2 separate regions of the Homo sapiens genome follow, and region 2 is linked to region 1. The links are chromatin loops, found by intact Hi-C in ENCODE. Cell type or tissue: heart left ventricle. All regions are shown on one strand.

What was found. A loop is a pair of places that touch in the nucleus more often than their neighbours do. Peaks named below come from ENCODE experiments on the same cell type or tissue, not always from the same donor. Only the 100,000 strongest peaks of a DNase experiment are listed, where the experiment ranks them.
Region 2: a loop joins it to region 1, with 2.4 times the contacts of the local background. A loop is called at or near these places in 6 of 110 quality-filtered maps.

The regions. Positions count from the first base shown.
Region 1 is chr9:107,973,219-107,981,218 of GRCh38, forward strand. No RefSeq gene overlaps it. Among named protein-coding and RNA genes, the nearest start is that of KLF4, 490 kb to the left of the region's middle. In heart left ventricle, no CTCF peak of the experiment used is centred here; a DNase peak (open chromatin) is centred at 3,723.
Region 2 is chr9:107,911,723-107,919,722 of GRCh38, forward strand. It overlaps the pseudogene RNA5SP293. Among named protein-coding and RNA genes, the nearest start is that of KLF4, 430 kb to the left of the region's middle. In heart left ventricle, no CTCF peak of the experiment used is centred here; no DNase peak of the experiment used is centred here.

The DNA of each region.
Region 1 (8,000 bases):
TTTTTGGATCTAACCTACCTTTTCCCAGGCCCAGTAAAGTGCCTCACACAAAGTAGGCATCCCATGAATTAAGAATCTTATTGTATTGTATCAGTTCATTGGGTACTTCCTAATGATCTCTCACATTGTCTTTTATTCCTCTTCTCCCACTAACCACTCTCAAATATCCCTTTTGTGATTATTTATGACAGAGCAGCAATATAGCTCACCTTTGAATGAACATGGACCATGCAAACTGTCATATGCTTGGTGACTCCTTTAAGTCACTCAGAAATTTATTATGGCAAGCTTGATCCTTAAAGAATGTCTCCTTTTACATCTCCTAATATACACAGGTTGCGTGTGTGAACACCTGCTCAGGTCCCCACATTTTATGGAAATGACACTGAATCATTTTGCAACAAAGGAAGGGCTTTGGATACTTCTTGGAGGTGTGTCTGAGTGACAGGATCTGGGCAAACCAGTTGAATGGGTGCACCCCTAAGCAACCAGTGGCCTACTCTGGAAGGAATTGAGTTCTGAAACCAGAAGGAACCATGATTACAGAAGTTCCTAAGCTTTCCTACCTATAAGGCAGAGATGCTGTATTCTTCACAACAGAAAATCTAGCCACATGTAAGGAGGCTGCTAACCAGAAGATGGCCTATTGTTCAGCAGGCTAAGAACTACTCACATCTTTCCACTTAGATTCTCTTGGCTAGAGAGCCCTTTACAGAGCTTCCAGTCCAGTGTTTTTTGTCTTCTCTTCAAGGCAGTCCTAGAATTACCCCAAGCTGCCTTAGAATCAACCTTAGGGGCAAGAAAATGGGGCTAAGTAAGTTCTTGAGATTTCTGTTTCCATACAGAAACTCTGATTTTGTTCTCTTTTATATCTTGGGATTCTTTGAATGATTTATTTTAAGGAAAGAGTACGTCTGCCTAATAAAAGTATTTAAAAAGAATTCCTCCCCCCCCCATCACCCTTTTTTTTTTTTTTTTTAAAGGCAAATTGGGTCCAGGAGATGAAAAGTGAAACTAATCCCTTTAACAAAGACTTCCATGTTGCCAAAGTCAACCCTTTTTCTACTCGACCTCTTGGCAGCATTTGATCCCAGTTTATCACTCCCTCCATCTTGAGTTGTTTTCTTCTCTTGGCTTCCATGACAATGTACTCTCCTAGAGTTTGTCTTCCAGTACTGTCTGATTCCTCTCGGTCTTTTTCCTGGCCCCCAATACTCCAGCTCCAAATGCTGGCCTTTCCAGGGCTCTGCACTGAGACTTTCTCTCTTCTTCAACTATATGCTCCCCCTAGGAATCACATCTACTCTCATAGCTTTAAATTCTGTCCTCATACAAATGATTCCTACTTGCATAATCACACTTCTGATCTCCTCTTACTGGACTCAAAACTCGTATATGAACTTTATGTCTTCTCCACTTGAGTGTCTCAAACTAGACATTTTGAAGGTGGAAATCTTGGTCTCCCTCCTCCCCCAACCCCATCTATACCTTGTCCAGCTGTCCCTGCCCAGTAACTGACGACCTTCCCTGTCGCCTAGCATATGAACTGGAGTAATAGTCCTATGTGTTGAATATGTTGCCCACAGGACTGCCCCTGCAGCATGGGCGAAAAGTTAGAATTTCTTTCTCTCACCCCTACATTTAACCCATCAGCACCAGGACTCTAGTTCATAAACATACATCAGGTCCTGGTCTACAGACACTATCTGAACTTGTGCCATCTGTTTTCACCTACATCAATGAATAGCCTCTTAATAGGTCTCATTGCTTGTATTCTGGTCTCCACTTCCCTCATAATCCATTCTCCCTATGGTTTTAAATATGTAAATCAAATAATATTATTCTCCTGCTCAAAACCTTTTAGCCACCTGTTGCATATATAATAAAACCACCATTCTTCCCCAGGCCTGTGGAGCCCCTGCCTTCCTCACTGACCTCACGTGGAATGACTCCTACATTCACTCCCCGAGCTCCAGGCACACAGGCTTTCTTCTGATTCCTGGAACATCCCAAGCTTGGTTTTACATGAGGCTCTTGTAAGAGAAGCTGCCTCTTCCTGGAATGTTTTTCTCTTAGGTCTCAAACTCAAGTCTAAATATTACTGCTGGCCTCCAAAAAAACTTTCCTTGACTTCCTTTTCAAAATGTTGCCTTCCCAGACACTTTGTAGCATATTTCCTCCTTTTAATTCAAATACCTATTATCTAACACTTATTTTTTCTTTCATTTCTTATTATTTAATGCACTATTTTCCTCCCATCAAAGTCCATGAGAACAGGAATCTTTCCTGTCTTGTGCAATGCTTTTCCCCAGCTCCTAGAACAATTCCCAGCACATGATTAACATTCAGTGGGTATTTACTGAACACATGAATTGAAAGTGACTCTTTTAAAGACAGCCCTGGCAGAACCAGGCTGCCAAACTCCCACGTCAATGAAGGACTCATGAATTGACTTCTAGAGTCTCTGTTCAGGACACAGCGTTTTATGGATCTATGTAATGACTTCCTTCCCACTGAGCAAAGAAACGAAATAAAGTTGCTAGAGATATAACCTGTAGAGTTATGGGAATATTTTACTGCCTAGAAAATAATCTACTTATTCAATAAACATTTATTGAGGGCCTATTACGTGGAAGTTAGGCGCCAGGAATATAAACATGAACAAGATAAAATCTCACCCTCTTCTGTAGACAAGGATAGAGACATCTAAGCATATGGTGACAGTATTAACATTTTAGTGGTCATAATAATAGCCAGTGCTTACTGAGCACTTAGCAATGGGGCACTCTTCTGAGGACTTAAAGTACTTGGCACATTTATTTCTATGTTGTATATACTACTCTTCCCCTCATTCTGCAGTTGAGGAAACTGAGTCATAGTTTAGGTAATTTGCACAAGGTCAAAGAGAGCATGTGCAGAGCTGGGCTTTGCATCCTGATAGGGTATTGGGGAGCATGTTCCCTCAGCATGATGCTCTGCTGCCTCTCTCCTACAGGCGTGCAGGAATTGATTTGGGGACACAAGAAGGAATAATTCTCTCTGTCCTTGGTGGCGAGGGAGATTCAGTGAAGAATTTACTATGGAAATGATCTTTGAGCTTGGTACTTGCAGGTTGAGATGGTGTTCCCCATAGGGACATGTTGTAGGGAGACCCAAGGTAGAACAGCTGAGCAGAGCCACTGAGTTGCAAAAGGGCATCATTGTCTTGGAAACCTTGTGGGATTTGGTGGGGCTGGCACATCATGAGTAGTAAAGAAGAGATGCAGGGTGAAACTATAGAGAAATGCAGGGGCCATGATGAGAAGTTTCTTCTATTGCAGATTAAGAATGAATTTTACACCCTTGGCAATGGGGAGCAACTGGAGATATTTAAGCTAATGAATGACACATTCTAAGTTTGCTTTAGAGAGGTCACATAAAAGGCGGATGGGAGAAGGAGAGAGAAGTCAAAGGGAGACTATTTAAAAAGTTCTTGCAGTGGTCCAGGCAGGAGATGCTGAGGACTCGTGGGGCCTCGTGGCCCCTGTCTCCTAGGGGTAAGAGAGGTGCCCCTGGTGGTCTAATGCTGTGTGTGGAAGGAGAGAGAGGGCAGTCACCTGGGGTAAACTCAGGGTGTTTGCTGAAGGCGGGTACAGGCCACTTCCCCAGCCACCAAGGAAGTCAGCACAGTTGCCCTGGCCTCTGTATAGCTGCCCCACCCTTTGACTCCAGCCAGCTGTTGGCAGGACTCTGACATAGCCTCCTCACCACTGCTGTGGCTTCAGGCTTTGACAGGAAAAGGCTGCTGTCCTCTTGTTAAGGGCTGTGCCTCAGCCAAGTGCAGAAGTGATGTCAATGCCTTTCTGCCCTGCCTGTCTCAGAGTTCTTTCAAAACAGGCTTTAAAAACATGCTGAGGTCACAGAGAATGTGTTAACTTGTTTGGTGGATTATTATCATTTTATCACTCTTGTGATTGGCTAGAGGAGATGAGCTCTACAGTACTTAAGAGAGCATGGGAATTTCCATGCTCTAGAATTGATAAATGGGAATAATCAAAGAAAAGATCAGTAGCAAGTCCTTGCCTTCAGAAAGAACAAGACCCCTAAGTTTTTCCCATAGTACTCAAAATCAGTAGAAAGAAGGTTTTGGCTTTTGAATTTTAAATAGATTCATTGATTTTAAATAAATCGATCACAATAAATTTTGCATAAGAAAGAAATCCTAAATAAAAAGAATTCCACTCCAACTCTACAAAAGAGTTGTCTTCTATAATGAAGACCCAATGAGAGCCAGCTGTGGTCAAAATGTCTTCAGTTGTTGTCCTGGTAGCAAATGGAAATTGTCCTTCCTTCAACTACTCTTACCTCTCCTCATCTGAACATTTTCACAGGTGCTTACTGGCATCCCAAATTGCTCTCCATGGCAAAGTCTTTCAGGACAAAATCTAGGCGTTTATGAGATGAGTAGCTGGAAGTGATATGTTCTCAATGTTCCCTGCTGGGTTTTAAAAAATTATGTTTTTTTTTCCGCTAAGCACCTACCTGGAAGACCTGATATTAACCTTATTTCAACTCTTGATCCCAATGATTAAAAATATAATTGCTATCAGTATAGTTATTACAACAAAACTTCGCTGTCATCAACTTGGTTGTATACTGTAATTTTATCCAAAATAACACATTTGTAGAGAGTTGTAGATGTTTTTAGACATAAGAGATCTTTTACCAGCTTAAGGATTCTATGGACCTTACCATGTTTGTGAATATGTGAGCTATGATGCTGGAGGATTTCAGTATGCTGAAGAATTGTTGCAGTACACTAGATGTCTTAAAATGATTGCAGCTAGTTGCTTAAGTTGGAAGTGTTTAAAAGTGTATTCCAAACACAAGTTATAGGAAATATTTTGAGGCAAAAAATTTCCATTGTATACTAATTCTAGAATATGGCACATATTTTTGTTTTGGAGATTTACAATACAATAAAGAAACCATGTTCTGTCCAATTCTACTTAAACACAGCATTTGTTACACTTTTATTGACCACAGAATCATAGTGTGCATGTGTGTATGTGTGTGCGCAACAATGTAAGAAATCTGCAATAATGATTCTCTTAAGGTTTGACTAAAAAAAAAAAAACTGCAAGGCACATGAGTATAACCAATAAAATGACCTGTGAATGGATTTTTCATTCAGGTTCTATTGCCGTTAGCTCTTCGAGATCTTTCTGAATTTTGCGTAGTCAGTTGTAAGTTCATTCTCATGACTTTCTCCAGCCTTGCTGTTTGCCATACCATGGCATTTTTCTTCCTTACCAATGATCTAGGTTTCCCCCCACCTCCAATTCACTCTCCACCTGCAGGTTAGTTGGACTCCATCATCATCATCAGGCTCCTCCCACTGCTCTTCCAGGTCACAGCTAAACAACTGAAATGCCATTCCAGATGTTTCTCAGATGCCTTTGTCCCCACACTCTTTGAACCAGTTGATAACGTTCAAAGTTATTTTATTCTTGGAATGCCACCTTCCTCAAGCTTCAAAATACTGAACTGCCAAGGTTGTTCCTGATACATCAGCCACCCCTTCTCTTCCTCTATACGTCTCTTTTTCTTTCTTCCCTCACTCCAGATAAAGTAAGCTACTATCTGTTAAGAATCTGTTATGTACTTTATGTATTTTATCTCATTCGATCTTCACAATGGAAATCAGATGTAGGAGTCCCCTCTTACTGTTAAGAAACCAAGGATCAGAGAGCTCGAGATACTTGTTCAAGGTCACGCAGCTAGTAAGTGGCAGGATAAGAATTCCCATTTTAATTTCTCAAAACACCCAATTCTGTGTCACTTTTTCTACTTCTATATCTCAAACAGGGCATGGGTACCCCTGGGTGAGAGAGTAGGCAAAATCGCTGGTTAGGTATGGAGAATCTACGACTATCTACACCACTTAACATCATGGAAAAACAGTAAATAATATATTTTCAAGGTGAAACAAAACAGTCCATCATATGAGCTAGAATACATACTTCAAAAGAAATTTTAAGATGGACCTTAAGTCTACAATGGAATGTTGTAACTCTCAGGGATGTCACTTGGCTCTTGTTGACTGACACATTCTGGGCACTCAATATAGCCACTAGCAGCAGCAATAGCACCATTGTTGTTATTGTTTTTACTCTGTCCCAGAATCTGTGCTCAGATGCTGCAGGTAAGATGGTGGTAGATAAAAATGACGTGGTTTCCACCCTAATGTAGTTCACACTCTAGTGGATAAGACAGGAAATCACCATGCAATATATAATTGCAAACTGCAGTAAGTGTGGGGAGTTATGAGAGCGTGTAGCAGGAGGAACTGATGTAGTGGTGGGGAGGAAGAGGCACGAGTGATGAGGAAGGTTCCCGAGGGCAATGATAATGAACTGAGATCTGAAGAATGAGTGGAGTTAAGTGAGTGAATTAGTATGTGAAAAGTGCTCTCCTGGGAAGGACCAAACTATATGAAGGCTTCTGAGCATGGAGTTTTGCAAAGACAGAAACACCAATGTGCCTGGAGCCTGGAAATCAAGGTGTAGAGTGGCTGAGGATGAGTCTGGATAGGTAAACTGGACCTAAGCCAGGTATGATATTGTAGACAGCAGTAGGAGATTTTGTTTTGTCCTAAGACAAGTGGCAAACTGTTGAAGGTTTTAAGTAAAGGAGTGACATGCTATGACTTAGGCTGTTGTGGGGAGAATGCATTGGGATGAATGGCAAAAATCGAAGGGCAGTGATCAGTTAAAAGTTCTTTCAGTAGTTCAGGACTAGGATGATAGTGGAGGCAGAGAGAGATCTACCAATTTGAAGATATTCAGATTCAAGAATGGCTTACATGTAGAGGGTGACAGAGAAAAAGGTATCAAGGACAATGCCTGGATGTCTAGCTTGGGGAGTTGTGTGGACAATGGTAACATGCTTGAGGCCACCTAGTTAGTAACCAGCAGGGTCAGGCCTGTGACCCAAGGCTTGGGTGATGACCTGTAACACATCACAGCTCTTCCCAGTGACAGGGCTTGAAATCCTTCTGCTCCAGTTGAGATATTACGTCCTTGCATATGGGCCTCATGAAAAGTTCTTCTAAAATTGGAAACTTCTAACAACCTTGGACTTGGAGTTAAGATATCTTAGATTAAAATTCTTGTAGCATGAACAGGTCACTCAACATCGCTGAGCAAGCATCCTCATTCAGTTCAACACACATAGTCCAAATACTTGTTTCAAAACGAAGTGCTGTGGGAGGTAGAAGAGATGGGTTCAATCTGCAACAGAGACGTCTTCATGTGAATCTGGGACCATTTCTGGTCCTCTCCTCAAGTCACACTGCTGTCTTTTCCTCTATGGGTTGCTTCTGTGGTATGGGAGCTGAGAGGAGCTTTTGATTGAATGTATTTTTGCTCTGCAATTTCAGGCGAAGTCAGCTGTAATTTCCTGCATGTTAGAGGCCCAGGAAATGTGTAGTGATGACAAAACTTGCCCCTTAATCTGTTCCTCATCATCAGCAGGTGGGCTACTAGAACGTTATTTGTGTTGAGATCTGGAAATAAAAATATGGCTAGTCATGAGTGTAAGGCAAAGGACCTCAAAGTTTCTGGTGCATAAGAATCACTGGGGTGGCTTTTTAAAACACAGATCTCTGGGCCCTGCTAACCCAGAAATTCTAATTCAGGAAGTCAGGATGCAACGAAGAAATCTGTATTTTAGTAAACTTCCAAGATGAATCTCACGCTGATGATCTAACTGCTACATTGAAAGAAACATTGGCTTGGGGGTTGTCAATTTGGCTGTGATTCCTTGAGGGTAGAAACCTTGTCTGCTTTACTATACCAAGACCTACTTGGTTGCTCCATAAACATCTGAGTTAAATTGAAAAATCTTTGAGTTTTTCCAAATGGAATTACTATGTTGTGGCCCAATTTTTCCTCCCAGCCATCTCGTTAAATTTTTGATGACTCTGCTTTTATTTTAAGGACAATGCATTTGAGGGACAT
Region 2 (8,000 bases), 61 kb before region 1:
TTACAGAACTTTATGAAGCAAAAACTTATAGAATTTTTAAAAGTATGAGTCATAGTTATTTTAGTATTAAATACTCCTATCTAAGTAATTGGTGAGATACATGAAAAAATTAGTTACATTATAAAATACTAAACAACACTATAAACTTGTGTAGATAAAACTCATAGAACATTACACTCAACAATGGAAGAATACACTTTCCCTTTAATTACACATTGAACGTTCACTGATTCAGGCCACATTTTGGGCAACAAAATGAGTCTCAATAAATATAAAGTGATTTCAATCCTACAGAATATTTTCTGTACTCAACAAAATTAAATTATCAATGAGTAACAGGAAGATATCTAGAAAATTCTCCAATTAAAAAAAAAGTAACATGCTTATAGATAACTCTTGGGTCAATAAAGAAATCACAAAGAAATTAGAAAATGTGTTGAACTGAATTATAATTTAAAAAACAACGTTTGTGGGATACAGCTAAGGCAATACCTGTAGGGAAATTCATAGTTTTAAACGTTTATATTAAAGAAGAAGAAAGCTCTGTAAGTTCTGTGAAAGTTCTGAGATTTTTTTTTTTACTTGCAAGCTAACAAATTAGCTGGCACAGTTTCCTGAATGGTGGCAGAAGACATGAGACTCCTGGGTCAGAGACAAAGGACTTGATTATATACAGCAAGAGCAATAGCTAGAGTACCAGCATTGATACTGATTCCCTGAATCCCAATTCACAGAGGGTGATAATAAGAGGGCCAAATGACATCTAAATATGCAGTGGGTTGTGTTATAGGAGAAGAACCTCAAGTTCAGGAAACATGGATCTTTTATAATGGACAGTAGCCTCTCTGACTTTGCCCCAGAAGGAGACATTATATTTATTACATTGAACAGTGGACACACCTGCCTTTTGCTCTGGTGGGATTCGCTATCTTTATCTTTCAAGGTGGTTTTCCCTACGTTTATTTTCAAAAAGATAGTGTAGAACCAAGGCAGTCAGTGCTGCTTCTTGCAAGATGTGCAGAAACATGAGAGATCATGATTTGTCTTCAACAGTCTACACCAATGAACTAAACTTCCATTTTATGAAGCCAGAAAAAGAAGAGTAAAATTAACCCAAAATAAGTTGAAGGAAGGAAATAATAAAGGCAAGAACAGAAATAAATAAAATAGAAATGGTGTAAGCATAGACAAAAGATTGTTCTTTGAAAAGATCAAGAAAATTAATAAACTTTAAGCATAAATGATCAAGGTAAAAATAGGAAGACAAATAATATCAGGAATAAAAAAGACTGTACAGTTTCTACAAACATTCATACCAGTAAATTTGTATTATAAACCATTTTATAGAAATAAATCTGTCACCTTACATAGAACAGATAAATTTCTTTAATAATGCACCAAATTAAGTTTTTACTGTTGTAATGAATTATGACAAACTTAATGGCTTAAAACAGTATTCAGATTTATTATCTTAGAGTTCTGAAGATCTGAAATCTGAACTGTTCCTCACTTGGTTAAAATCAGGGTATCAGCAGGCCTGCATTCCTTCTTGTGGTTCTAGGGAAGAGTCTACTTTCTTCCTTGCCTTTTCCAGCTTCTAGAGGCCACCTATATTCTTTGCCTCATGGCCCAATTTCTCCATAGTCAAAGCCAGCAATATTGAGCTGTCTTTTTCTTGCTGCCGTCTCTCTGGTTTTCTCTCTTTTGTTTTCCTCTTTCATTTGTAAGAACACTTGTGATTGAATTGGGCCTACTCAGATAATCCAGGAACATTTAGCCATCTCAAATTCAGTTCATTAGCAACTTTAATTTAATCTGCAATTTTATTTCCCTTTGCCATGTAACATAGCACATTCTCAGGTACTGGAGATCAGGATGTTAACATCTTTGGGAAGCGATCATTATGCCTACCATTCACATGTTACCTGAAATGAAACTAGAAGAAATAGAAAATATAAATAGCCCTACATTTACTAAAAATTAAAATAGTGATTAAAAATCTGAAAAGTCTGGGCAGAAATGGCTTTTTCTAGTGAATTCCATCAAACAATTGAGGAAAAAAATATCAATTGTACAAAATGCTTTAAATAAGAGGTAAAGGAAGGCTTTCTAACTTGTTTTATAAGTCCAGCATTGTCTTGATACCAAAACCAGTCAAACATATAATGAGAAAAGGGACTGGTATTTTGAGACTAATATCTAGGATGACCAAAAATCTAGGTTTTCCTGGGCCTTATCCCAGCTTTAGCACTGAAAATCTCATTTCAGTGTCAGGCACCTTATATAATATTCCTAATAGACACAGACACAAAAATTCTTAGCAAAGTATTAGGACATTGAATTCAACAAGCAATATGTAACAAGTATAGTACAATATATCCCAGTGGGACTTATTTCAGGAACATAATATTGCTTTAAAGTTCAAAAATCAAGTAAAGACGTTTAACATATTAACAGAATAAAGGGAAAAGAGAATTTTTTTCAATATTTGCAGAAGAAATATTTGACAAAATTCAAAACTCATTTGTAATGAAAAAAAAAAAAACCTCTCAGCAAACTAGGAATAGAAGGTACTTCCTTAATCTGATAATGACCATGTATAAAAACCTCCTACTTACATAATAATTGATGGTGAAAGATTAGATTTTTTTCCTCTAAGATGAGAAATAAGGCAAAGATATTACCACTACTGTTCAATCTTATACAGTCTTTTATAAATATATAACAATAACTATAAGAATAAAATAACAAATATAGCAAAATATGTACATGACTTCTACATTCAACACTAGTAGGCATTGCTGATAGAAATTAAAGAAGATATATAAAAAAATACCGTGTTCCTTATTTTTAAAAATTGACGTAAGATTTTAATTCTCCTAAAACTGATCTATTGATCCAATGTAATCATTTGAAAATGTAATAACTTAGATTAGCCAAAACAATTTTGAGAAAGAGAAAGCTGAAGAATATCTTCTACCTCATTTTAAGACTTAATATAGAGTTATAATCAGGATCATATGATATTGGCATAAGGATAGACATAAGGATCAATGAAATAGACTAGGCAGTTCAGAATACATCGTTGATTGATTTCAACAAAGGAAGCAAGGCAATTCAGTGAGGAGAAGATAATCTTTTCAATAAATTGGACTAAAACAATTGAATAAAATGAAAAAAATCCTTGGTCTTTATGTCACACAACAAATACAAATTAATGTAAAATAGATCATAGACATAAGAGGTGAAGCTTTAAATCTTTTAGAAAAAAATAATAAGAGAAACCCTCTCAACACTGGTGTAGGCAACTATTTCTTAGACAAAAAAAGCATTAACCATAAAGAAAAAATATTTATGTCATCAAAATTAAAATCTTTTGTCCTTTATAAGACACCATTTAAAAATGACAACACAAGCCACATACTAGAAAAAAAATCATATGACATACATCTGATGAAGGACCTATATCCAATGTATTTGTCAGGGTTCTCTAGAGAAACAGAAGCAATAAAATGCAGATACAGATAAAGATATAGATATGTCTAATAATATACACTATTTGTTATTCTGAGATTTATTATGAGGAATTGGCTCCTGTGATTATGGAGTCTGAGTAGCCCCACAGTCTGCTGTCTGCAAGCTGGAAACCCGGGAAAGTTGGTGACGTAGTTCAGTATGAGTCTGAAGGCTTATGAAGCAAAGAATCTGGTGGTGTAAGTCGTAGTCCAAGGGCAGGTTAAGACCAATGTCTCAGCTCAATCAGTCAGGCAGAATGAGCAAATTCTCTTTTCCTCTGCCTTTTTTTTTTTGAGACGGAGTCTCACTCTGTTGCCCAGGGTGGAGTGCAGTGCCAAAATCTTGGATCACTGCAACCGCCGCCTCTGGGGTTCAAGCAATTCTCTGCCTCAGCCTCCCAAGTAGCTGGGCTTGCTGGCGTCTGCCTCCATGCCTGGCTAATTTTTGTATTTTTAGTGGAGATGGGGTTTCACCATCTTGGCCAGGCTGGTCTTGAACTCCTGACCTTGTGATCCACCCACCTCGGCCTCCCAAAGTGCTGGGATTACAGGCGTGAGGCACCATGCCCGGCCTCCTATGCCTTTTGTTCTATTCAGTGCTCAGTGGATTGGATGGTGCCCACCTACATTGGAAAGGGCAATCTGCTTTACAGAGTCCAACTCAAATGCTAATCTCATCCAAAAACATCCTCAAAGACACATCCAGAAATCATTTAGCCAAATATGTGGCCCATAATCTGGTCAAGTTGACATAAAAAATTAAGCATTATATCCAGGATGTGTATGTGTGTATGTGTGTGTATCTACCTGCCTGTCTTTCTACCTATCTACCTACCCATCTTACAACTCAGTAGTAAGAAGACAAATAGTTCTGATTTTTTTTAAAGTGCAAACAATTTTGAGAAACAATTCACAAAAGATATAGGAATAACTAATAAGCACATAGCAACATTAACCATCAGATAAATGCAAATTAAAATTTCAGTGAGATACCACTACATATCCACTATAATGGCTAAAGCTAAAAGGACTGACAATATTAAGTGTTGGTGAGATATTTGGAGCAATCAGAATTCTCAGACATCGCTGGTAGAAATGTAAAATGGTAAAAGAACATTGAAAAACTCTGGCAATTCTTCTATAAAGTTGAACATACATTTACCATAAAACTCAGCAATTCCACTCCTAGGTTTTTATCTAAAAAGAAAGAAATACATATTCTTACCTCAGACTTGTAAATGAATATGCACAGCAATTTTATTCATAGGACCCCCAAAGTGGAAACTATTCAAATGTCAATCAACTGTTACATAAGTAAACAGATTGTGATATATTCATACAAATGAAATTCTCTTCAACATGAAAAGAAACAAACTACTGATGGAAGCAAGAACATGAATGGATCTGAAAACCATGCTGAGTGAAAAAAACTTTACACAATACAGTAGATGATCTATGATTCCATTTACCTTAAACTCTAGAGCTGAAAAAAGTTGGAAAATGGAAAATGGAAAAAAGTTGGAAAAAGCTGAAAAATGGAATCTATGATTCCATTTACCTTAAACTCTAGAGCTGAGAAATCAGATCCTTAGTTTCATGGGCTGGGACTGAAGGTAGAAACCGACTGCAAAGGGGCATGAGAAGCTTTCTGGGTTGTTGGAAGTTTTTTTTTTATCTTGATTGGGGTTGTGACTACTAGGTATGTAGGTGTATGCATCTTGTCAAAACACATCAAACTGTACACTTAAAAAGAATGCATTTTATTGTATGTAAATTATACGTTGAAATTTTGATTAAATAATATCAAGCCTGCTGTTCCCCACAGATCTCTCTGTATACCAGTAAGTGCTCCCTGGGATCCAATAAGGAAGCTTACAAACCAAATGATCTCTTTGCCACTGGGATAATCCAATGTCCTGAGTGGACTCCTGCATTATCCTCAGTTATAGTCACTCAAGTATATTTAGAAATGCCTGGGCATGCCTTTGGGGTCCAACTAGGTATTTTATCACAAGGAATCCCAGAGCTTCCTGTGGAAGAATGTACCATCAGAAAGGATAGAGTAGGCCATCCAAGCTTTGTACACATTGAGTAGTCTGAGGAGTTTGGTCACAGCTTGGGCTCTGCCACTTAGATCACTTCTGGGGCAGCCTGCCTCCTAGGCAGATGGAGCTGAAGTACAAGGGAGTAAAAACGCCGAGGACTGGTCTTCTATGATTCCTACAGGAGAATGAGCCACAGGGCATTAGTGTGTATGGCTTTCTGTGCTTGAGAAGGCTGGTAGACAAGTCAGAAACAGTACAGAGCAGCATGGACATTGTGGCATAAGAGCAGAACAGAATGGCCATCTCCAGAAAGGAAGGAAGAACAAGCATCATGCTGTCATGGGTATGGCAATGATAGAAGCTGTGATTGATGTCTGGACCTAGGCACCAGCGCAGGCAGGGAAGCAAAGAGCAGACCACAGAGCCCTGTACGATGCACATGAGGCCTCCCATGTGAGTGGGTGGAAATTTCAAGGGGACTGAAAGACTTGGGGTAGAAGCAGAGAAATACTTTTTCATAATAGTTGTCATGGTAGCCTTATGGCTCTTAATTGAGTATGGCTTTGCCAACCCATGATGCAGGCAACAAAAGATTTGCTTAGAACAGGTAAACAAGACAGGAAGGGGAGTTGTTTGCCTCTGTATGCAAACCAAAAACCTTAAGCACTTCAACATGCTAGATGATAATGTACATAACTGATGTGGTCATTGATTTCAGATCAAGAAAGCAGTTACGTTAGATTTACAGGTTCACTCTAAGTGTGAGTCCAGTCCCTAGTGACATAAGTTCTTACCTTGAGAACGTGCATTAGAAATAATGGTAGCAATTTCATCAGTGGACTTACATTTTATAGCTTTTGTTTTTCTTTTTTCCCCTTTTATAGTGATCAATTTTGATATAAATTTGCAGAAGTATTTAACAGAGAAAGCTTAAAAATATTTTTTAAACAATGGCCCATTTACCGTAGTAAAGAGGACCACTTATAGTTTGAGAACCATTGCCACAAAACAGAGGCTGAGAAACTACAGCCCACAGGCCAAACCTAGCTCATCTGTTTTTCTGCAACCTATGAGCTAAGAATGGTTTTTATAATTTTAAATAGTTAAAAAAAATAGAGAATACTATTTTGTGGCATGTAAAAATTATATAAAATTCAAATTTCAGTATCTATAAATAAAATCTCACTGGAAAGCAGCTGGGCTCATTCATTAACATATTGCTGACTGCTGCTTTCATCCAACAGTGGCAGAGTTGAGTAGTTGCAACAAAGACCACTGCGCCCGCAAAGCCTAAAATATTTACTATCTGGTCCTTTACAGAAAAACTGTATGCACCCTGCTCTAGAATGGTTACTACTCGCTTGGATCACATCCTGGTAATCCAGTCTGGAGCTATTTGAAAGTCATCAGAACCAAAGTATTTCTTCAAAAATTGTCTTTATAAGCTGTGGGCTAATCCCAATAGGTCTGTCCCAGTTAGTCCCAGTTACTGGTGTCAGCTACTGTCCTGCTCGTGGCTTCCCCATGGGTGCCCCGTCGCTGCCAGCACGTGGCTTGGCTCTCCCCCGTCTCCCAAGGAAAACCGCCTGCTGCCTTTATTGTTCTGGGCATTCCCATTCACGTTTTCACCAAGCCTGACCCTGCGTGGCTTGTAAAATCTGATGGGATCTCTGCCCAAGGAGGCATGGCTGCAGGCACGTGGAAGTGCCACTCAGAAGAGGTGGTAACATGTGAGTAGAGAGCAGTCTGCAGAGAGATGGGTGGCACCTCGCTTTCCGTACACTTGAGCTATGATCATTGAGCTCCTGGGTTTCCTGAACATGAAACTCACACACTGCTTAAAACAACTCATTAGCATGCCTGGGGAGAGTTGAACAGTTCAGGCTTCTCAAAAGTCCAGTGTTTCCCTAGGAAGGAATTTACTAGGGTGGTGGTAGGGCTGGGGTAAGAGACTCCTCTACATGACCAACAGCATTGCATTAGGTACCTTGGCAAGAGCCAAGCGAGGTAAACAGTTCCATTACACATACGCCACATGAGGAGTGAGAGATGTCAGAGCTGGGCCAGTATGGAGGCAGCTGAGGTACACTGGAAAGAATACCAGTGCTTGATGCCAGGAGGATCTGTCACTTACCAGCTGTGTCTTTTGGACAATTCACACATTGCCTCTTGGAGCCTCCTCTGTGATCTAACTCATGGGGCAGTTGAGAGAATCACATTAAATAAAGCAAATGAAGAATTTTGCCATCTGCAAAGCCCTCTGCAAACGCGAGGGGTTATTACAAGGCAGCTTGTGAGAATCATTCTTTTTAGTGCCGTGTATTGACAAGGGAGCCACTCTCTGGTTAGTACTGGGCCAACAAAGCTTGGCTTTTGACGTCTATAAAAATCAGTTTAGGTCTTTCCTTACCTAGATATTAGGTTGTAAGGAATCTTTAAA